Linked DNA regions of Homo sapiens: region 1 is linked to region 2. A link is a loop called in an ENCODE intact Hi-C map of the cell type or tissue named here. Cell type or tissue: endothelial cell of umbilical vein. All regions are shown on one strand. Links, peaks and the distances in the headings refer to the core of each region. The heading gives the core; the rest is flanking DNA. Region 1 has its middle 11 kb from the start of FAM95C. Region 2 has its middle 60 kb from the start of FAM95C.

Region 1 (11,817 bases), core at 1,685-9,684, 49 kb before region 2:
TTTTTTTGAGATGAAGTCTCACTTTTGTCACCCAGGCTGGAGTGCAATGGTGCGATCTTGGCTCACTGCAACCTCCACCTTCTGGGTTCAAGCAATAGTAGGAAATCCTACTATTTGTGACAATGTGGATGAACGTGGAAGACACGCTAAGTGAAATAAATAAGCCACACAGAAAGATAAATATTAAATGATCTCACTTATACATGGAATCTGAAAAAGTCGAACTCACGGAAACCAAAAGCAGAAGAGTGGTTACCAGCAGTCTGAGGGTGAGGAAAATGGACAGATGTTGGGGTACAAATTTTTACATGTAAAATGAGTAACTTTCTGGAAACCTAATGTAGAACATAGAGACTCTAGTTAATGTATACTTGAAATATGCTGAGAGAGTAGATCTTAAATATTCTCACCACAAAAACTCAGGAGGCTGAGGCAGGAGAATCGCATGAACCTGGGAAGCAGAGGTTGCAGTCAGCCAAGATTGCACCACTGCACTCCCAGCCTGCGTGACAGAGTGAGACTCCGTCTCAAAAAAAAAAAAAAAATGCTATGTATGTTGAAGGGAATGTTAATTAGCTTGGTTGTGGTAATCATTTCACAACGTATACACATATCAAAATATATTGTACACCTTAAAGACATAATTTTTGTCAATTATATCTCAATGAAGCTAACCAAAAAAAAAAACTGCATCCCAGCCTTGGGCAGTGGTAGACAATGGATTCAATGGTTAATAGGATGATATGGCTGGGAATGACTCTCAGAAACATGAGGACTTGGTTGGATGGCTAACCATCCCAAGTTAACCTCGTAAAGAGGAAGGCAAGAGACCTAGAGCCAGATCCCAGAGTTAAAATCCCAATCCAAAGCAAAGTCTTATGGCAAAACATTGGTTGATATCATCTTTCTTTCTTTCTTTCTTTCTTTCTTTCTTTCTTTCTTTCTTTCTTTCTTTCTTTCTTTCTTTCCTTCCTTCCTTCCTTCCTTCCTTCCTTCCTTTCTTTCTTTCTTTCTTTTTTTTTTTTTTTGAGACAGAGTCTCGCTCTGTCACCCAGGCTGGAGTACAATGGAGCCATCTCAGCTCACTGCAAGCTCTGCCTCCTGGGTTCATGCCATTCTCCTCCTGCCTCAGCCTCCCGAGTAGCTGGGACTACAGGCACCCACTACCATGCCCAGCTAATTTTTTGTATTTTTGGTAGAGACGGGGTTTCACCGTATTAGCTAGGATGGTCTCCATCTCCTGACCTCATGATCCGCCCGCCTCGGCCTCCCTAAGTGCTGGGATTACAGGCATCAGCCACTGCACCCGGCCGATATCATCTTTCTAGAGCCAACGACAAAAGCAGCACTTATTTCCTGTACCATGAATTTGTGGGATGATTCAGACCAAATTCCTCAGCCCTCTTCAGGACATTTTGGCTAACTGAGGTCTTCTTGTCATGTTGGAGAAAGGGAGCAAGATGGGGATTCTGCATAACTCAAGCCCCAACATGTGGGGACAGACTCAAGTAGATCACCACTGAGGCTTTTTGTGGTAATGTGGATACTGGGAAGCCTGAGGAAGGCTGTGGCCACAAACAGGCTCATTGAATTTACCCCTTGAAATCTGCACAGAACTTGGACAGCTCACTCCCCGATGAGCCATCACATTTATACCTGCAGCTATGACCTTTCTCTTGAGCCTCAGACCCTTATATCCTCCTGAGCACTGGTTATTTCTACTTTGATATTTAAAAGACCCCTGAAAACTAACTCCTCTCAAACTAACTGTTCATGTGGACAATTGACGTGTCAGAACCAAACCTTAGACTTCTCCAAACTTACTGTCCCTCAGTACCCCTTTGCTGTGAAAGCAACATCATCCTGACAGGTGTTCAGAATACAGCTTTGTGGTATTTCTTGACTTATTCCCCTGTTGCCTCTTCTCCATCCCATCAGCAAAGCCTCTATCCCTACCTTCAGGATATGCCTGTGTCTTACCACTTCTTTGCCTTCATCTGTTCTTGACACCATCACTTCTTGACAGGATGACTGTGGCTGCCTACTAACAATATTCCTTCTCCTGTCCTTGCACCCAGTCTGTGCTCCAGTCAGCACCAGAATAACCTCCCAGGTCACTCCTCAGCTCAAAACCCCAATATATTTCCACTCATCAGAGTAGAAGCCAAAATATGCCCATCACCCATGAAGTCCAGGCTGAGCTGGCCACTGGTTATCTCTCTGATCTAACTCCAGAGCTGGGCCTTCACTCACTCTGCTGCAGTCTAAAAGGTTACCTTGCTGCTCCTTGAATACATGAAGATGCACCTGCCCCAGGGCTTGGCATTTGCTCTTCCCTCTGCTTTGAATTGCTACCCCTGATACCCAAATGATGGTCTCTCTTCTGTTCCAATCTCTGCTGAAATGTCACCTTGTCAATGATGTCTCCCCAGATCACTTGTAGTGATCATCCATTAGGAACAGTGTTGACACCCACCCCCAAACCACCCCCTACCAACTTCCTGCCCCATTTCTCTTGCAGCTCTCATTATCATTTGGCATGCCAAATACCATCCTTATTTGTGTATTTCTCTCCTTCATCGCTAGATTGTAAGTTTCATGAGGGCAGGATTTGTTTCCACTTTGTTGCTGCTTTATCTCCAATGACTTTTAGAGAGTAAGCACACAGTAAATGCCTGTTAAAAGAATGATTGAATTGCATGAGGACAAAGAAACTTTTATTTTACTGTCATAATGCCATGACTTCCTGAAAATCTCCATGTGGATCTCTATGTCAGCTTTTTACTGCCTCTACTTAATTTTCTCCAAGACCTTCCTTGGAAATATCTGTAGGCTTAGGAAGTTTTAGTAGTAAATAGTGGAGTAAATAAATAAATAAATAAAATAAAATAAAATAAGTTATGAAATATACCTAGCAGCCATGAAACCTCAACTTATAAAATGCAGAGAAGACCAGATACGTAACACTCTCACCTGTTGGAGGTGGCTGAGGAGTTGGTCTTTGTGTGGCCTAAATCAGAACTCAGATGGCAAAAGTGACTAGCTCAAATCTCAGGGTAGTGGAATCTGCAAGAAGCAGTGAGTATGGCTTGTGAAAAATGTACCAAGCTACAGAACCAGGGATGCCAGCGGAAAGAGGTTTTTGATTAAAAAATGCAATAGAATGCTGAGGCCTCTAGAAGAGGCAGGAGTGAATCTCCTAGGGAAATTAAGACATTAATAACAGCTGTCTATGTGGGGTATTTGGAAAAATAGCACACACATAGGCCCATGGAAGGTTTATGTCCAAAAGACCTTAAATCTTTACACTAGAGTGATTAACAAAGGTCTTCCTCTGCGCAGAGCCATTCTTCAAAGATTGGGAGAGGTGGCCATTTAATCCAAATTGCAGTTTTCAACAAAAACTTACAAGGCATGTAAGGAAATAGGAAAACATGCATAGCCCATTCAAAGGAAGAAAATGAATATCCAGACTCATCTTTGAAAAAACACAGGTCTCAGACTTACTAGATCAAGATTTCAAAGCAGCTGTCTTAAATATGCTTAAAGGGCTAAAGGAAAACACAGACAAGGAAGTAAAGGAAATCAGGAAAACAATATATAAACAAATAAGAATATCAACAAAGAGATTGGAATTGTAAAGAGAACCAAATAGAAACTCTGGAGCTGAAAAATAGAGTAACCTAATAGAAAAATTGACTAGAAGGATACAAAAGCAGACTTGAAAAGGCAGAAGAAGGAATTAGCAAACGTGAAGATAAGTCCATTGAAACTATCAAGTTAAGGAGCAAAAGAAAAGAGTGAGGAAAAGTAAACAGAGCCTAAGAGACTATGGGACACCATATACCAAACACATATACATTATAGAAGGCCCCAGACAAAAGAAAGAGAAAAGGGCGGAAAAATTATTTGAAGATGTAGTGGCCAAAAACCTCACAAATTGGAGGAAAGATGTAAATATACAAATCCAAAAAGTTCTGTGAATCCATGTTGGTTAAACCCAAAGTTACCCATAGTACATTCATGCATAATTATGTAGGATTTGAAGATTAAACATTTTAAATACCTTTTATAATAGCATCCAAAATCATAGGGATACATTTAACAAAAGTGTGTAAGAAAACTAATGAAAACTAAAACTTTGCTGAGAAAAACAAAACTACTGTTAACAGATGACTTCTTTCCAAATATATCTATAGATGCAATGGAATACCATTCCAAATTCTAGTTGGTTGTTAAAAATAGAAACTAACAAGCTGATTTAAAAATATATATGGAAATTCAATCTAGAATATATAAGATATATATGGAAAAGCAACCTAGAATAGCCCAAAGAATTTTGAAAATGAAGAAATTTAGAGGACTTAAACTACCTGACTTCAAGATTTAGAATAAACTCACAGTCTTCAAGATTATAATGTAGTGGTGAAGACAACACAATAAATCAATAAAAAAGATTCCAGGAATAAACGCATGTATATATGGTCAAATGATTTTTTCAACAAAAACCCAAAAGCAATTCAATACGAAAAGAAAACAATTTTTTTCAAAAAATGATGTGGAAACAAGTAGATATCCATATGAGGGGGAAACAAACCTCAACTCTTACTTCACACCCTATATAAAAATTATTCCAAAAGGGATCACAGGCCTACTCATAAATAAAGTAAAACTAGAAAGCTTTTAGAAGAAAAACTAGGAGAATATCTTTATGACTTTGGGGGTGGACATAAATTTGTTAAGGAATTGACAGAAAGCACTGGCCACATTGTTTTGAAAAATTTGAGTTCATTAAAATTTAAATCTTCTGACCATCAAAAGACATTCTTAAGAAACAGGCAAATCTCAGACTGACAGAAAATATTCATATGTATCTGTCAAGGGACTTATGTTAAGAATATATTTTCTAAAAGTTGCTACAATTCAATAATAAAAAGACTAACATCCAAATTTTAAAATGCACAAAAGCTTTGAACTGACAATTTACAAAATAAGATATATGGCAGATCAGCACATTAAAAGATGCCCAGCGTCATTAATCATCAAGGAAGTGCAGATCAAAATTGCCCCCTGACACGAATACAGACCTACCAGAATTGCTAAAATGAAAAAGGCTAATCATTGCTAATGCAACAGCACCTCTCATACATTACTGTATGGTGTAAAATGATACAACCATTTTGGAAGACTGTTTGCAAGTTTCTTAAAACATTTATACATACCTCTTCCTTTTCACCACAGCATCTACAGAAATGCAAACACATGTCCACAAAAAGCCTTGCGCAAAAGTGTTTACAGCAGCCCCAAACTAGAAGCAACCCAAATGTCCATCTACTGGGAAGTAAATAACCAAACTGTAGTACATGCATGCAACTGTCTTCTCCTTCCAGGCTAAGTTCTTTGCTTTTAAGGGCTTCTGGGATTAGATTGGACCCACCCAGATAATTCCAGATAATCTTACTTTCAGTCCCACAAACACCACCATCCCCTGTACCACCCCAGCCCTCCTGCTCTTCAGAGCTCAGCGCACAGGGTTCATTTCCTCTGGGATGACCTTCTCTGCTAAGTCAGTTTATACAGGGTTCCCTTCTTGTGCAGAGCTAGGCCAGCTTCCCACGTTCCAGGGCAGACTCACTTTGAGCAGGCTGTGTGTGTGTGTGTGTGTGTGTGTGTGTGTGTGTGTGTGTTCCTGGCTTTCTGCTATAAATTGAAGATCGTGCAGGGCAGGGACTATGTCTTTTTCTTCTTTTTGCCCTCCACTTAGTCCCTGACACAGTCCAGCTTAGTGGAGAAGCATGCGATCTGTAGAATCAGATGGAACCATGTGAGGTTTGGGACCACAAGTGGATACACAAAACAGGAATCCTCTCTAATAAGGATACCCTTGAGCCAAGCGCTGGGTAAGTGAGGAAGGCACAGCCACAGGGGAATCTGGGAAAGGCTCTGCAAGTGCACAGGCCCTGGGGCCCGCATGTGCTGAGTGTGAGAAAGAGCAATAGGCCAGGATGGCTAATGAGAGTGAGGGAGGGGCCCGCGTTAGGAGGCAGTGGGGACAGATGGTGTTGACCCTTTTGCTCATGTAAGGGCTTGGGTCCATGTTATGAGTGAACCGGGATGCCATTGGCAGATTTGAGTGGAGGAGTCACACGATCTGACTTTTGTCTAACAGGAACATCTCCTGAAGCGCTGAGAATAGATTGAACAGCCAAAGCGTGGAGGTCAGGGCAGAGGTGACTCTATGTGCAGCAGCCTCCCCTCATCACTGGAGTCTTCAGTATTGTTTGTGCAGGAAATGTAGGATCACTGCTTGATTCTTTTCCTTCATTTACCAATTGTCATAGCAATCAGTTGGTTCCCTAGCATCCACCAAAGGAAACAAATGGGGCTTTTTTTTTTAGACAGACAGGGTCTGGCTCTGTCGCCCAGGCTGGAGTGCAGTGGCACAATTACCGCTTACTGCAGCCTCGAAGTTTTGGGCTCAAATTATCCTCCCACCTCAGCCAAGTAGCTGGTATTACAGGCATGTGCCACCATGCCCAGCTGACTTTTTTATTTTTTCTAGAGTCAAAGTCTCACCATGTTGCCCAGTCTGGTCTCAAACTCCTGGCCTCAAGCAATCCTCCAGCCTTGGCCTCCCAAAGTGCTGGGATTACAGGTGCGAGCCACCACATCCTGCTTAATGAGCATTCTTAATATTATTATAAAGTCTTGAGTTTTTCAAATATTTGATATGTTTCAAAACATTCCAGTTATTATTTTATAGCTCAAATTATCCCATATTTGGCCAATGAGAGCCTCTTCATGTTGGCGTCTGGACCCTTTACACGTGTGCCCAGTAGTCCCTGATGGCTCCTTGGCATCTGTTATAACAAGATGCTCCAGGCTCATCTGGTACATTTCCTGCACCAGGTAGGGAACAAGCCATTTCTCTAAGGATCCCTAGTTCCTTTTAGGTGGAAGTGACATTTAGAGTCCACAATGTAGACAACAGGAGTGCTTGTTGCTTCTAGATTTTTGTTTCCTGGAATATTCAGTGGATAGAGGTAGAACATATGTATTGTTAAATTTTAATTTTGAGATACTTGTAGATTCACAAATAATTTTAAGATATTATTTACACAGATCTGCATTCCATTTACTCAGTTTCTCCCAACAATAATATCTTGCAAAGCTATATTGCAATATCACAACCAGGATATTAGCATTGATGCAGTCAAGACGCATTACCTTCACTGCAAAAGCCCCCTCAAGTTTTCCTTTTCTAGCTACACCCACCTCCCTCCTGCCCCCAGTCCCTCCTTCATCTCTGACAACCACTGAATCTATTCTCCATTTCTATAGTTTTGTCATGTCAAGAATGTTATATCAACAGAATTATGCATTCTGTAGCCTTTCAGCATTGGCTTTTTTCACTCTGTAATTCTCTGAAGATTCATCCAGGATGTTGTGCATATCAATAGTGTATTCCTTTTTATTGCTGAAGAGTATTCTGTGCTATGGATGTACCACAGACTGTTTAATCATTCACGAACTGAAGGACATGTAGGTTGTTTCCAGTTGGGGCCACTACGAATAAACTTGCTCTAAACATTTATGTGCAGGTTTTTGTGTAAACCCAAGTCTTCATTTCTCTGGGACAAATGCCCAAGGATGCAGTTGCTGAGTTGTATGGCACTGCCAGTGTCATTTTTTTTAATTGCCAAACTTTTTGCCAGAGTGGCTGTACCATTTTACATTCCCATTAACAGTAAATAAGGGGAAGAATTTCCCTTCATCCTCACTAGCATTTGGAGTTGTCACTATTTTTTATTTAACCATTGTCATATGTGTATAGTAATAGCTCATCATAATTTTAATTTTTATTTTCATAATAGCAAATGATGTTAAATGTCCTTCCTTGTGCTTATTTGACATCCATCTGTGCTTTTTGGTGAAATGCGTGTTCATATCATTTGCCCATTTTCTGTTTGTTTATTTTACTATTGAGTTTTGAGAGTTCTTTATGTAATTTAGATACTAATCCTTTGTCTATTGTATGCTTTCAAAACATTTTGTCCTAGTTGGTAGTTTGTTTTTTCATACTCTTAGCAAGGTCATTCACAGAACAAAATTTTTTTCTTTAATTTTGATAGCATCTGGTTTATCAATTTTTACTTTTATTGATGATGCTTTTGTTGTAAAGTTTAAAATATTCTTTGCCTGGCCCTAGGTCCTGAAGGGTTTTAATGTATTTTTCTAAAAGATTTGTAGTTTTACATGTAAGTCCATGGTCTATTTTGAATTAATTCATGTATGGAGTGTTAGGTTCATGTCACCATTCAACTTTGCTTATGGATATGCAAATTCTCCAGCAATATTTGTTGAAAAAATTCCTTTCCCCACACTGCATTACTTTTATGCTTTTGTCAATAACCTGTCAGTTATATTTATGTGGGTATGAGTTCTCTGTTCTGTTTAATTTGTCTGTGTATCTTTCACTCTACCAATACCACGTGCTGTTGATTACAATAGCTACACAACAAGTCTTGTAATGGGATAGATTGATTCTTCCAACTTGGTAATTCTTTTTCAAAAATGTTTTAGCTATTTTAGTTCCCTTGCATCTCCATGACAATTTTAAAATAATCTTCTATTCATCTACAAAAAAATATTGCTGAAATTTTTATAGGAATTGTATATATGAGTTTGGGAAGAATTAACATCTTTGCTATTTTGAGTCTCCAAATTGAAGAACATGATTTGTCTCGATATTTGTTTAGATCTTTGATTTCTTTCATCAGAATTTCTAATGTTTAGCATTCAAGTCTTATGAATGTTTTGTTAGAATTTGAAATGAGTATTTCCTTTTTTGAGCAATTATAAATGGTACTTATTGTATTTTTAATTTTTATATCCAAGTGTTCATCACTCAAAGTACACTTGATTTTTTTGTATATTTATGTTGTATCCTGCAACCTTGCTGAATTCACTTACTAGTTCTAGGAGTTGTTGATTTTGGTGGTTTAAAATAGATTTCTTTGGATTTTCCACATAGCCATCATGCTATCGGCAAAAGTGAGCAGTTTTATTTCTTCCTTTCCGATCAATATGCCTTTTTTTAAATGCTTTACTAAACTGGCTAAAACTTCCAGTGCGATATTGAATTAGAGTAGTAAGAGCAGATATCTTTGCTTTATTCCCTTTCTTAGGAGAAAAACATTCTTTCTTTGACCATTAAGTATAATGTTAAGTGTTGGAGTTTTTGTAAAAGTTCTTTATCAAATTAAGGAAGTTTCTCTCTATTCTTATTTTTCTCAGAGTTTTTTTTTTTTTTTTTTGTCAGACAGTCTCACTCTGTCACCCAGGCTGGAGTGCAGTGGCTCAATCTCAGCTCAATGCAACCTCCATCTCCCAAGTGCAAGTGATTCTCATGCCTCAGCCTCCCAAGTAGCTGGCATGCATCACCACACCTGGCTAATTTTTTCGTATTTTTAGTAGAGACAGGGTATCGCCATGTTGGCCAGGCAGGTCTCAAACTCCTGGCCTCATGTGATCCACCCACCTCACCTCCCAAAGTGCTCGGATTACAGGTGTGAGCCACCCCACCTGGCATTTCTCAGAGTTTTTATCATGCATTTTGTCAAATGATTTTTCTGCATCAATTGATACGATTATGTGATTCTCTTCTTCATCTTGTTAATATGGTAGGTTACATTGATTTTCACATATGGAACAAGCCTTGCTTTCCAGGAATAAACCCTACTTGCTCATAGTATATAATTCTTTTTACATATTGCTTAATTCTGTGTCTATATTTATGAGGGATATTGGTCTGTAGTTCCTGTTTTGTTTTGTTTTTCAACTGTCTTTGTTTTTGGTATCAAGGTAATACTAGCTTTTAAAAATGAGTTGAGAGAAAGAGAAGGTGGGATTTGGGGGGAAAAGGTTGCAGACTTTTTGACTCAGGTCATTGTGGGCTTAGTCTCTATTGAGTGGCTGGGTTACTACAGGAAGCCACTCTCCATTCTTAGGCACATCTTGTCTATAAAAGGAGAAAGTTCAATGCCTCTAGAAAACCTCAGGTTTATTTTACTGCTTAAAGCCTGTGGCTCTAAATTCAGATCCAGAACTCATGTGGCCTGGCCAGGGAGGGTCAAGGAGTGCTTTCCTTACACCTCATGCCTCTAGGCTCTGTAGACCTAGAGGTGTGGGATGTAAGAGCAGGCCCTTACCCATAGAATTTACATATAAATGGTGGAATAAGACAGTAAGTAAATAAATGTGATTATTCTGATAGTGGTAAAAATAATAAATAAATAAATAAATAAATAAATAAATAAATAAATAAAATAACTTGAGAAATATCCCCTTGTATTTCTTTTTTCTGGAAGAGGTTATATAGAATTGGTATTTATTATTCTTTAAGCTTTGGGCAGAATTTTCCAGTGAAACCATCTGAGCCTGGAGATCTTATGTGGGGCTCTTTGCATTATTTGTTTTATATTGATAAGTTGTGGTAGTTTATGCTTTTCAAGAAAGTGGTCTATTTCATTTAAGTTGACAAACGTATGTGTTTAGAGTTGTTTGTAGTATTCATTTATTATCCTTTCAACATCTACAAGGTCTTTAGTGATACCTTCTGTTTCATGCCTAATATTTATAATCTATAATTCTCTCCTTTTTGCTTTGTCACTCTTGCTAGATGTTTGTGAATTTTATAGATCTTTTTAAAGAACCAGCTCTTTGTTTCATTGGTTTTCTTTATTGTTTTTCTGTTTTAAATTTTATTGATTTCTGCTATTGTAGTCATTATTTCCTTCCTTCTAATTTTGAGTGGGTTTTTTCTCTTATTTTCTATGTACTTCAAGTGGGAGCTTAAATTATTGGCTTGATAATTATCTCATCATCTAATTTATGCATTTAGTTCTATGAATTTCTCTCTCAGCCCTGCTTTATACATGCCCACAAATGTTGATGTGTTGCATTTTCATTGTCATTCAGTTCATTGTATTTTTAATAAGACATATTTATTACGCTAAAGAACAAATTTTATTTTTCATTTTCCCCAAACACTAAAATAGCACATGGCATAGTAATTCAGCACACAACATAAACTGGTATATGCAATCACTAATCCCGAAAATGGTTAAGTCTCACTTTGGGAGTCTTTAAAACCTTATGCCCTTAAATGACCTTTATCAAAGTTATCAACAGACAACCAAAGGAGTCACCTGGAAAAACTTTAGGGTACAAGATACTGCAATTCCTAGAATCTGGGAAACTTTTTATGTGGGAAATAACTTGATTTGCTTCTCTGTAACTGAGCTATTTTTTTCTCTAGCTCATTTTTAAGGTAACACTGCTAGGGTTCCGAGTTTGAGAAGGGATCTTCTAAAGGTAAGTTTAATATTGCAACTTTCACCACAATGCCTCTGTCTAAATTGCATTTCAAGTGGAAGGAAAGAGGTGTGAGAAGTGAAATAGAATTTTGCTGCAGACCAAAATCATTCTACAAAATGTAGAAATGATAATAGCTTACCATGAATTCAGCAAGATTTAACGCCAAGTACAGCAGTGTAGACTTCACAAGTATCCACTTCCATTGGGTGATCAGACAAGCCGAAGGGACACACAGGATTTGGGACAGTAGCCCTTTAGACAGTGTTGGGTGTTGAAGACAGAACTTCATGGTAAATCCGTATGTTCTAATCTGATATTTATACAGGCTATGATCGTCTCCTGAAATGTTTCCCAATTTTTTATATGTCTTTTAAAGCACAATTTAACACATGCTAAAAAATTTCCTTCCGCATCAACCGGCTTTGAATTCAAACTCAA
Region 2 (11,817 bases), core at 1,334-9,333:
GGGCATATGATGAGGTTGAGCGTGAATGTTCTCCTGAAGATTTGATTTGATTTGGTTATTATTTTTTGTGACAGTGTCTTACTATATTTAGCCCAGGCTAGACTTGAACTCCTAGGCTCAGTGATCCCCCCGCCTCAGTCTCCTGAGTTGCTGGAATTGCAGGAACATGCGTGCCCAGCCTCCTGAAGATTTTTATTTAAATGCTCGTTTCCTTTTACTAATTTAGAAACAGTGTCTTGGGAAAACTCTTTTAGATTTCATGGTCTTTTTTATGTGTATCCCTTCTGAATGCTAATTAAAGTATGCTTCCCATGCATTCTGAGAAGTGCAAACCTTTTTATTTCCAAGATGGTATCTTAAAAAAAAAAATAAAAAAAAAAATATATATATATATATATGTTTGGAAAGGTCAAATGAGCCTCCAAGGGGCCACTGTAACTCCAAACTCTGGTCCTTGTCTTTACAAACTGTGAATAGGTTTTTCCTGACCCACTGATGCAAAAGGACTCTTCTACTAACAATTAAAGAATTCTTTGTTTATGAAATAATCTGGCAAACAATTTATGTAATCTAAATAAGTTTCTATCAGTGTGAGCCCTTGCTCTCTTGGGTGGTACAGTTTCTGATTGGTACCCAGGTTGCAGCCCACATTCCTGAGTAAACACTTATTGGCCTGACCGGCTAATTCCTCCTTTTTGTTAGTGGGGAAGCCATGTGACTTCATCCTCCGTGGCTCTGGTGGTCTCTTCCACATCTGTGAGATACTCACTAAAAGCTGGTTGCACTTTGAGATCTGGGCACCTGCTGGAACCTGGAGCCACAAGTCTTCATTCATGCTAAAGAACTCCTGTCTTGGTGGAGGTATTTGCCTTTGTTTGAGTTTCTTGGTAGGGCTCTCCATCTTTTTGCTTGCTCTCGCTTTGTTTTAAGTTCTGACAAGGTGAGAATGGGAGCCTCTGCTTCCAAGCAAATTGAAAGTCCCCCCTGTCCAGGGACTCCAGCTGGTTACATGTTTAAACATGATGGCCCTCTTCTTGTTCGTTTTATCTAAATGACACAATTTCACTAACCAGAGTTTGGAGTTACAGTGGCCCGTTGGAGGCCTTGTATAATGTGTTGTATACTGTTAAGAGCACAGCTGCTGGTGAAGAAAGTGTTTCTCACAGTTCCTTTGTGGGCCTCAGAGTTCCCCAGCAGTTCAGTATGGAGTCAGCCCTGATGACAGGACTCCCTGATGTCAAGCCTGCAAGGGTGTTAAGCTCACGCTAGTCAGGCCTCTCTAAGCCCTTAAGGTACCAACCTGGGGCTCTGACCTTGGCCTGCTTATTCAAGACTCTGTTGAGTCAAAATAGGCAAAATTCCCACCACTACCAAGGTCTCTGATCACCCTTGATATCTAATCAAATTCCTCAGCCCCTACCCTCAATATCGTTATCATCCCGGCCCGCCGTTAGGAGGCCGCAGCGGCCCGACAGATCCAGCTGTGGCTTGCAGGCGCCTCCCTGCTGCGGGCTGGGCCTGGCTCCTGCCCCTGCAGGGGCCATGCTCCCCGGGGCCGGTGGATGAACCAGGAGAGTGGGGAAACCCCCAGCACTCCCTGCCCAGAGCCAGACAGCAGCGTTAGCAGCCTCTGTTCCCTGGGGCTGTGTGACCTTGAGCGGCCCTGCACCCCCTCTGGGCCTGGGCCATCAGTTCTGGCCCCACAAACGACGGCCTGCGGTTCTGGGGCGCTGCTTGCTGAGGGGGGTCTGGCTTTCGCGGCTTGGCTGCTGGATCGCCGAGATAGGCCGCGCGGCGCAGCCTGGACGCCCTGGCTCCACCCACAGCTCTGAGACCTCCAGCGAGCTCTTACCCTTTCCGCACCTCAGTTTCCACACCTGTAAAATGGAGATAATATCACCACGCACTCAGCCCTAACCACTTCATTGCTGTTACTGATACCATTACTGCTGCTATGTCGTTTTTTGATGGCACTGCCCTTAGGGAAGGGGGATCAAGGGAAAAACCGGTACCTTCCCGCAGGAGGTGGGCTGGGCACAGCCCTGAACCATGGAGGTCTCCCACCCTGAGGTCGGGACCTGGGTTCCCTTCCTATCCACTGGGGGTCCCAGTCGTTGTCTTCATCTCTCCAGGTCCCAGCCCTTCACAGTGGGCACCTCTCTGCCTGTGAGGGAGGCCTCAGCCAGCCCCTAATCCCCTCTCCAAAAAAAAAAAAAAAGGCTGCGTAGCCAGTATTTACAGACGCTAAGTTGCTTATTAAAAATTATCCCATTGAATCCTACCAAGCAGGTAATTTACTGTACCCATTTCTCAGATGAGGAAACTGAGGCACTGAGGTTTCTCAGAGCCAGCAGGTAAACCAGCCATTCGGCCTGAGTGACAGGCCGGTGCAGTGCTCTGCGGCTTAGTCTGCTCTGAGCGCCTGCCGGATCCTCACAGCGATCCTGGTTTGTACCCCCGCCCACAGTGGCTCGGCTGGCCCGTCTATGGGAACCCATGAGGCTGTCTGCATATCCCGAAGTGTGACCTTCCAGGCCCACAGGGTGGCTGGCGCTGCGCTTCTTCGTGGCCCGCGACAGTGCGGCCACCTTCATCGGCCAGTGGCGCACTGATCTGGGCGAGCCCGAAATGCTCCGCGAGCTGGCGAGGGAGACACTGGGCCTCTGCACCCGGTCAGCTCCCCAAGATAAAGGCCTCGGAGGGGAAGTTCCGCGTGGGAGACTCCGGCCTGTTGATCTCTGTGAGGGTGCCCGGGAGCCGCCTGACGGCGCGCCTGGGTGTGGCGACCCGCTGGAGCGCTACCTGGACAGTCAGGACCCGCGCCGCCGCTCCTCCACCACCCACCGCCCGCCCCCGTCGAGGGTCCGCACCCTGTCCCCGCAGAGGGTGTCGCCCACCCCTAGCCCCTGCCCTGGTAGCCTGGTCCCCGCGAGAGAGCGCCGGCGCTCCGGACCCTAGGTGACCCCTATTCGCTTACAAAGCATAAAGCAGGGGCCGAGGCTCCCAGGCCCTGGGATCAGCTGCCCGCCGCATCCCCGCTCCTACTCTGAGGACAGTGACTCCTCAGCTTTCTCAGCCCAGAGCCGCCCCCTTGGTGCCCGCAGCGAGGATGAGGCACTAGGCCGGGAGGAAGAGACCCAGACGGGGGCTGACCACCACCACCTGGCCTCTCCGAGACGGCCCCCTGCCCCGCGCAGCCAGTCCCGGGACGGGCTGGATCCGAGTCGGCCCCGGGGAGCTCCAGGAGAGAGGGGAGCCCAGCTGCGGCCCTCAGCCCTGCCCGGTGGGCGCAGGAGCAGACTGGGCTCAAGGATGGAGATGGGCAGCACTCGTGGGAGCCACAGGGCAGGGGCAGCGGGGCTCGGGCAGGAGCACCCCTGGGCTCTCCATGCCCACCGCCCTGAAGCACCCTGGCTTTCCCAGTCCAACCCCAGTTTAGAGTTTAGCACCACACGCGCCAGCGTCTTCCGCACACACCAGAGCAGCTGCTCTGACGCCTGGACAAGGAGTTTCTGGCCAATGCCGGGACCCATAAGGCTGTTGCTGGCGGGACCCCCACTGGACCAGCCCCTAACCGGGCTCCAGCCCCAGACCCTCTAGCTCCTGACTCGGCCTACAGATCCTCCAGTTCCTCCTTTTCATCCCTTATTCTCTTATGTGGCAAACGTGGCCAACCTGGGGACTCTGGCCTTAAGACCAACGGGCTGCCCGGCCCGCTGTCAAGCCCTTCCCAGCTCCTCCTCCGATGAAGGAAAGCCCTGCCCTGGCATGGGAGGGGCTACTAGATGCACCTGGGAGCCCCCTGACTGGTCCAGAACACTGGAGGACCTGAGCACTGGGTAGGATGGACACACAGCCAGACTGCAAACCCTCAGGCATCCCCATGCTTAGGGTCTCCCCCCGGTTCCTCCAGACACACAGAGTTGGAGGGTGCGGGGGGAAGGGGAAGGGAGCTTGCATGCCTCCAGCCAGGTTCCTGGACCAGCCCAGCTGCCCCCAAACCCTATCCCTTCTCCTTTTCGTTTGTGGCCTTAACCCCCTCTGCATCAGGGGGCCCTCTCTGCCTCTTGCGTTCCTGACCTCATGGGACCAGACTCCTCAGGAATGTCACAATGGGACCTCTATTGTACATTACAGTTGGGGGATGAGCTTTGCTATTTAATCGCTAATATTATTGAATGCCTTAGAGGAGGGCAGAGCAGCCTGGTATCCTGAGGACACGTGGCCCAGCAGAGCCCCTGAACAGTAAAGTTTTGCTCCAGCCAAAATGAGAGAGAGAATCTATTAAGTTAGTTTAACCAGAACCCCCCTTATCCCTGATGCTTCCTCTTAGTAATTTTGTGTCCAGTGACCCCTGTCCCTTGGCCATAAATTCCTACTTGTACTTGTTCTATTTGGAATAGAGCCCAGTTCTGTACTGATGTCTCTTTTCCCCTACTGAGATAGCTTCTGAATAAAAGTTGCCTTTGCTGCTTTAACTTCTGTCTGACACTGGTTTTCTTTGACAATAGTCTGCCCTGCCCCGTGATCTTGCCTCGGCCGTCAGTCTGAATTCAAAACATTCTCCGCAGCTAGGAAAGGCAGCACAGGGGGGGTTTCTTCCACAGGAGGAGACAGCTTTCAGGAACGGCCTTGAACAACAGAGATCACGAATGCCTTCCCCCTTCCTGGACCTTCCAGATACTAGGATTTTGTTTTTTCTCTCATTATTGCAAAATCAGTGTGTCCTTTTCAGCAATCATAACTTTACATTTTTGAAATCATACCTTACTTTCATTCAGACATGTCGTCAGGAAGGATTGTCTGGAAGAGGAATAAAAACATTGTCACAGGAAAACATTATTATGCAATTTAAAAGACACGCCATGTTCAGAAATTAGGACAAAATCTTGAATTTAAAAAAAAATTCAAGGCCGGGTGTGGTGGCTCACACCTGTAATCTCAGCACTTTGGGAGGCCGAGGCGGATCACGAGGTCACAAGATCTAGACCATTCTGGCTAACATGGTGAAACCCTCTCTCTACTAAAAATACAAAAAATTAGCCGGGTGTGGTGGCGGGCACCTACATGTAGTACCAGCTACTTGGGAGGCTGAGGCAGGAGAATGGCGTGAACCCAGGAGGCGGAGTTTGCAGTGAGCAGAGATGGCGCCACTGCACTCCAGCCTGGGCAACAGAGCCAGACCCCATCTCAAAAAAAAAAAAAAAATTCAACATGGGTTTAAACAGATCAGCTTGCTTTACTGAAGTGCGTACACCAGGAGAAACATAAGGAAGGCTGTTGTTGCAAGCTGCAAGTAATCCAGAAAGCCAAATAAAATAATCAACAGACAGCAGCAAGACCCCCAAAGGGGGTCAAGAGTCCAATCTGCCAGGAGTGGGCAGGGAGTTCAGAGTCCCTGTGATGTGTCCACCCCAAACTTGTTTGGGGCAGAAATCACAAGTTTAGGAATGAAACTAGTTTTTGGGTCAGACATATGAGGCTGATCAGAAGTGTGATTGCAGATGGTCCCATAAGAGAACAAGCCCTTTCTTGTGGGCATTTGTGTGTGATGCACACAGTCTAGCCAGCATCCATGAAGTTTTCATAGTTTGGGATCCCATGCAGGCATGTCCTAATCTGCAATGATACCAGAGTCTGAGTTCTGTTTATTGTGCTTACAGAGTTTTTCGTTCAGCACGGTTTGTGCTGAGGCTGAAACAGCCAGCAGCAGATAGTATAAGGTTTCATCTCAGAGTCAGGTCCAGGCAATTAGGATCTGTGAGTTAGGATTCCCCACAAAAAGCCAACAGCTTTTGTTCCGCTGTAGCAAAGCCAAAGCCCTGAAGAGTGGGAAAGCAGTGTTGCTGGTCCCAGTGACGGGCAAGGCTTTCCTAAGCCCTGTTTGGCTTGTTATTTGCTGAGTCCAAATGGACCCACTCAAAAATATGCTCAGAGGCCAGAAAATTATCAGCCTCTAAGGCGCAGGCATCTGATCTTACAAGAGCTCATTAGGAACTAAAAACTAATATTTAAAATTCTAAAAGTGTATTAGAGAGTGCCTGTCTTTTCATATTGTCTCCCTTTTATCAGAGGCTCCCATAGGTGAAAATCATACTAAAAATTGTCAGTTATAGAAATTATTTTCCTTTTAATACTCAAAAACTTGCATTTCAATTCCCTCACCAGCAGCAGCAAGCAAGGCAGTTGTATACCATCCTGGGTTTTGTTTGCTTTTGGCAGCTTTCCTGATCAGGATGATTCCTCCAATGTTTATGAAATTACAAGCATAGAATATGTTTCTTATCATCTATCTAGATGCAGTAGCCATAAGACACAAAGCCAGCTTTTAAAAACTCCCTTTCATTTCAAGTTTTTAAAATTTTCCATTCCATTGCAAGTTTACGCAAACCTCCAACAGTGCAATTAGCATTTGAGAGTTAACATGGAATGGGGGATGGGAGGCTCTCGCATCTGAAATGGGTTTTTCTTTTCTTTCTTCTTCTTTTTTTTTCTTGTTTTTAGAAGTTTTTCTTTTTTCCAGTTTATCTAATGCTTTGCCCCAGCCCTAGTACCTAATTTAACTTTTTGTAGAAGAGAACAGCACAAACTTTTAGCATTTTAGGTCCACCTGAAATTCACCTTTGGGAATGCTTGGGCCCCTTCTTTTCCTACCTGGAGGGAAAAATAAAAACCTAAGGCAACACCTGGGCTTTTTGTTTTTTGCCCAACTGGCAGGTGTTTACCAATTTACTCTTCCACTGCCAGGATTTGAAAGAACACAGGCTTTCCACGCAAGTTTCCCTTTAGAGGTTGGAGAATGTGCTGTGCACTGTTGAGAATATGACGCTACACTGTTTTGTATTTATCTTTTCTTAATAAATATATGTAACGTAACATTTGCCATTATAAGTATTTCGAGTTACAATTCAGTGGCATTAACGACATTTACAATGTTGTACAGCCATCACTGCTATCTATTTCGAAAATTTTTTCAAGAATGACTACACCCCAGATCTGAAGCTATTCTGGAGCAAAAACACACATCAGGATGGCACTTCCATCACTCACATACACACACGCTGCAGACCCCAGCTTCTATTGTTCATATACACACACCCTGCAGACCCCAGCTTCCATAGCTCACATACACACACGCTGCAGACCCCAGCTCACATCGCTCACACACACGCACCCTGCAGGTCCCAGCTCACATCTCTCACACACATGCACCCTGCAGGTCCCAGCTCACATCTCTCACATACACACAACCCTGTAAACCCCAGCTTCCATCGCTCACACACACACACCCTGCAGGTCCCGCTTCCATCGCTCACATACACACACGCTGCAGGTCCCAGCTTGTAGTGGAGGTGATTTTGTTTCCTGTGATTCCTTAAAACTCAGGAAGTCTGCTCCAAGTTCTCTTCCCCAGTGGAATAACATTACAGTGCCCTCCTTGACAAGGAAATTTTAGTGATTGGCACCTGCTTTGGCTCTTACTCATTGTGAAAAGTGGTGATTTCACAACTGTGATAGTTATCTATTGCTGCATAAAAACTACAACAAACTTGGCGGCTCAAAACAACACACATTTCTTATCACACAGTGTTTATGAATGAGGAGTCCAGGCACAGCTTAGCAGATCCTCTGCTCAGGGGCCCCCCTGAGGCTGTAATCTGGGTGTCTGATAGGCTGGACGAGGGAAGAATCTGTTGTTGGCAGAATTTCAGCTCCACGGGCTGAAGGACTGAGGGCCTCAATTTCCACTTCTCTTGACAAGAGGCTGCCCTCGGTGCCCTGCCCTTTGGACACGTGGACCCTCTAAGTTCAGTGCAGTGAGTAGGAGCAGACATGTGAGCACTGGAGTGCTTTAGAGAGGTATTCTTGGATAAAAAGCACTGATGTCTAAAGACATGGAATTATCGTTCTCAACAGAGCAACATCAGTACTGAGAAGGCAAATTCATCATCTACTGGTACCTACTTCTATGCCTGCAATAGCTATTTTTGTCTCAATTTTAAAATTATTCTTTAGCTTCCCAGCTGCTAGAAGTGGAACAGTTATCTTTGCGAATGAAAATGACTAACCCCTCCTGACAATTCCAACTCCCTCCCAACCAAGGCTCAATATTTCTCATTTGTTTTACTTTCAAAGGAATATATATGATTGTAAGACCAGGCATCCGTGGCTCACACCTGTAATCCCAGCACTTTGGAAGGTTGAGGCGGGCAGATCGCCTGAGGTCAGGAGTTCAAGACCAGCCTAGCCAACAGGGTGAAACCCCATCTCTACTAAAAATACAAAAAATTAGCCAGGTGTGGTGGTGCGTGCCTGTAATCCCAGCTTACTCAAGAGGCTGAGGCAGAAGAATCACTTGAACCCGGGGGACACAGGTTACAGTGAGTCAATGTTGCTCCACTACACTCCAGCCTAAGGAACAGAGTGAGACTCTGTCTCAAAATATATATATATATATATATGATTGTAAAATGACTTCAATACAACTGTCAATACAACAGTGTAAGGCATATTGTTAAAGAAAAAAAGTGCTAAACCAAATATAATATGTACCTTATGGTGGGAAAGAAAAAGAGAGAATAAGAAGCTGTATTTCTACTTGGTTTGGTATGCATAAATATATCTGGAAGGGTGAATAAAGAAACCAACAAAGCATATTATAGGGGTGAGGGTGGAGAAGTGACCCAGATGTTTTCAAACCTTTCATTTGTTATATTTTTTTGAAGAGGTATGGAACCAGCAATTTACCTGTTGAAAAAAAGTACTTTGTTTAAATTACGACAAAAAGGCCTGACACAGCAACTCATTCCCGTAATCCCAGCGCTGTGGGAGCCTCAGGCAACAAAAATTAGCCAGATGTGGTGATGTACGCCTATAGTACCAGCTACTCAGGAGGCTGAGGCAGGAGGATTGCTTGAGCCCGGGAGGCAGAGGATGCAATGAGTCGAGATCGCACCACTACACTCCAGCCTGAGCAACACAGTGAGACCCTGTCTCAAATTTTAAAAATAAATAAATAATAAATAATTTTAAAAATTAAAAAATTGTTCCCTACACAGCATCCTAATGTCCCTATCAATGCTAGAGATCATTCCCAATATTCTTATAGCAATTTCCAGCCAGGGCTTCTCAGCCTCAGTCCTATTGATTTTGAAGCCAGTTAATTCTTTGTTACGAGTTGTTTATCAGCATCCCTGGCCTATTCACCCAGGCATGAAAATCAAAAATGTCTATTGACATTGCCAAATGTCCCCTGGTCTGAAATCTCCCTGAGTTGAAGACCACTTTACTAGACTCTCTCTATGCATATTGCTACATCTGCATATCAAAATACACATATATGGTAATTTGCAGCATTTTTCATAGCTTTTCTTCATTCTTAAATTCATTCTTCCAAAAATATACTTTATTTTTGAAAACGATAAAACAAAATCTTCAACTATGAACTAACAAAATAGAGGTGAGTTGGCACCGGTGGGCCAATTCTTAACGTGGACATTTTAAAATGCTGTTTTCCATATTACATCAAAATGATCTGCAATAAGAAATTGAAAGGGGGTGCAAAGGAGGGTGCAAAGCATGTACTGAGGTCTTTCTACAGGTACGTGATAGAAGGCTGATTCAGCATGATAAAATGTACTTTGCAACAGCGGCCTTCAAGCTGTGCTAGAGCAAGCGTACCCCAAGGAACCTGTGAAAATCATTTTTTAATTATTCTAAACAGAAAAAGTGGTACCCACTTAAATAAGCACAAAGTAAAACTTCATGGTAAGATCTGCTGTAAAGCTACTTGCTATAGCCCACAGATTCAGTTTGTTCAACAACCTCCTTCATTGACAGAAAAAGTCAGCAAATAAGACTTAGGACAAAAATATTTTCTATCAACCTCCACACGAAAAGACCACAGCTTTAATGATTTTTACAATCCTTAAGCTTAATCACTGGTCAGTACAGATTTCCATATCAAGATCAAGTCATGAACTGTTCACAATAGCTATTCTATACTAAGATGCTAAGCGTTTTCTTTCCAGTATGTCTTCCTATGAGGGAAATAAAATAGCGGGAAGTTTTCCTCTTCGCCTGTGAGGGGATTTATGAAAAGCCTTCTAATCTACAAGTGTTCTTCTGCGAAACTAAAATACATTATGAAGTCAAACAGGTAAATTATCAACAAAACCAAACTGATCTCAACAAAGTCTTGTTTCCAAAGTAAAATCTATTAAGAACAAGCAATATACAAGCACAAGAAATTACAAGAAATGAGGATCATAGTTAGTTACAGATGCAAAGTAGTATCTAGCATCCCAAGCTTTTGGACATAATAATGAAAATCAAATTAATAAGTTAGTTCAAGTATTATGTACAATTTTGATAAGCTGGTCACGTGTTATTTGAATACACACCATATGTGGTAAACCTAAAAGTATATTACCTTTTCTCCTCCTTTAATATTTGTAGATACATGCCAATATGGGAAAAAAAGTATTTCCATTTATGTACTAATAACAGAGAATAACAGAATTTCTACTGTGTATATTTCACACTGTTAAAAAAAAGTTGGCTGGGCACAGTGGCTCATGCCTGTAATCCCAGGACTGTGGGAGGCTGACGTGGGTGGATCACAAGGTCAGGAGTTAGAGACCAGCCTGGCCAACATAGTGAAACACTGTCTCTTCTTAAAATTCAAAAATTAGCAGGACATGGTGGTGCACACCTGTAGACCTAGCTACTCAGGAGGCTGAGGCAGAAGAATCCCTTGAACCCAGGAGGCAGAGGTTATGGTGAGCCGAGATTGTGCCACTGCACTCCAGCCTGGGCAACAGAGTGAGACTCCATTTCAATAAATACATAAATAAATAAATAAAAGGCCAGGCGTGGTGGCGCACACCTGTAATCCCAGCACTTTGGGAGGCCAAGGCAGGCGGATCACAAGATCAAGAGATCGAGACCATCCTGGCCAACATGGTAAAACACTGTCTCTACTAAAAATACAAAAATTAGCTGGTGTGGTGGTGTGCACCTGTAGTCCCAGATACTCGGGAGGCTGAAGCAGGAGAATAGCTTGAACCTGGAAGGTGGAGGTTGCAGTGAGCTGCGCCACTGCACTCCAGCCTGGTGACAGAGTGAGACTCTGTCTCAAAAAAAAAAAAAAAAAAAAATTAAGGTGTATTTTCCTTTAAGAAAGAAAAAAAATAAACTGCAAGAAGTTTAATTTATAAAAGTTTAATATCGACTTATTTATAAAAATGAAAAAAAAAAAAACGTTTTAAAACAGATCCCATACAATTATCCTGTGGTCTCCCTACTGATCAGGAACTACAGAAGACACTTAAGGAAGGGATGCTGGGTCAAAAACAAAGCCTAACCCGCGGGATGTATGTTGCTCTAAAAATCTGATTTGCAGGAAAACTAGTTGCTTGTCCTAGGTTTAAGCTAATTACAAAATCCGTTTTCTTAGTGGTCCAGATATTTTGCCAATTTTTCCATCTCAACAGAACTTCTGTTGATTTCCACATTCATTACAGTCAACAAACGTTGCCATTGGTTCACCAACACTGCAGGCTTGTACCTGTGTGGAAGTGCAATTCTTTTTACATTTGCCACATGTGAGCGAATCAGGCTGGGTTCCACCTGTCTTGGCCATCTGATGCTCTCTGATGGCTTCTTTCGTCAAGTTTTTGTGCATCTCTTTGAGCTCATCGCTAGCCATTTCTTCTGCGGACATTCTAGCAAGTAAGTCAGGAGGAATATTCCCACACGATGCATTTTTCCTTAAATTTGGATTCTTTGCATCTGTAAGATTTGATATCTTACTTT

Evidence for each region. Hi-C counts contacts between places; a loop is a spot of excess contacts. Peaks named below come from ENCODE experiments on the same cell type or tissue, not always from the same donor. Only the 100,000 strongest peaks of a DNase experiment are listed, where the experiment ranks them.
Region 1: a loop joins it to region 2, with 3 times the contacts of the local background. A loop is called at or near these places in 2 of 110 quality-filtered maps.

The regions. Positions count from the first base shown.
Region 1 is chr9:38,527,992-38,539,808 of GRCh38, reverse strand. It overlaps the pseudogene FAM220BP. Among named protein-coding and RNA genes, the nearest start is that of FAM95C, 11 kb to the left of the region's middle. In endothelial cell of umbilical vein, for the core only: no CTCF peak of the experiment used is centred there; no DNase peak of the experiment used is centred there.
Region 2 is chr9:38,479,022-38,490,838 of GRCh38, reverse strand. It overlaps the pseudogene TCEA1P3 and the pseudogene GAS2L1P1. Among named protein-coding and RNA genes, the nearest start is that of FAM95C, 60 kb to the left of the region's middle. RefSeq lists enhancers at 6,478-7,093, 7,094-7,711. In endothelial cell of umbilical vein, for the core only: no CTCF peak of the experiment used is centred there; a DNase peak (open chromatin) is centred at 4,448; H3K27me3 peaks cover 203 bases.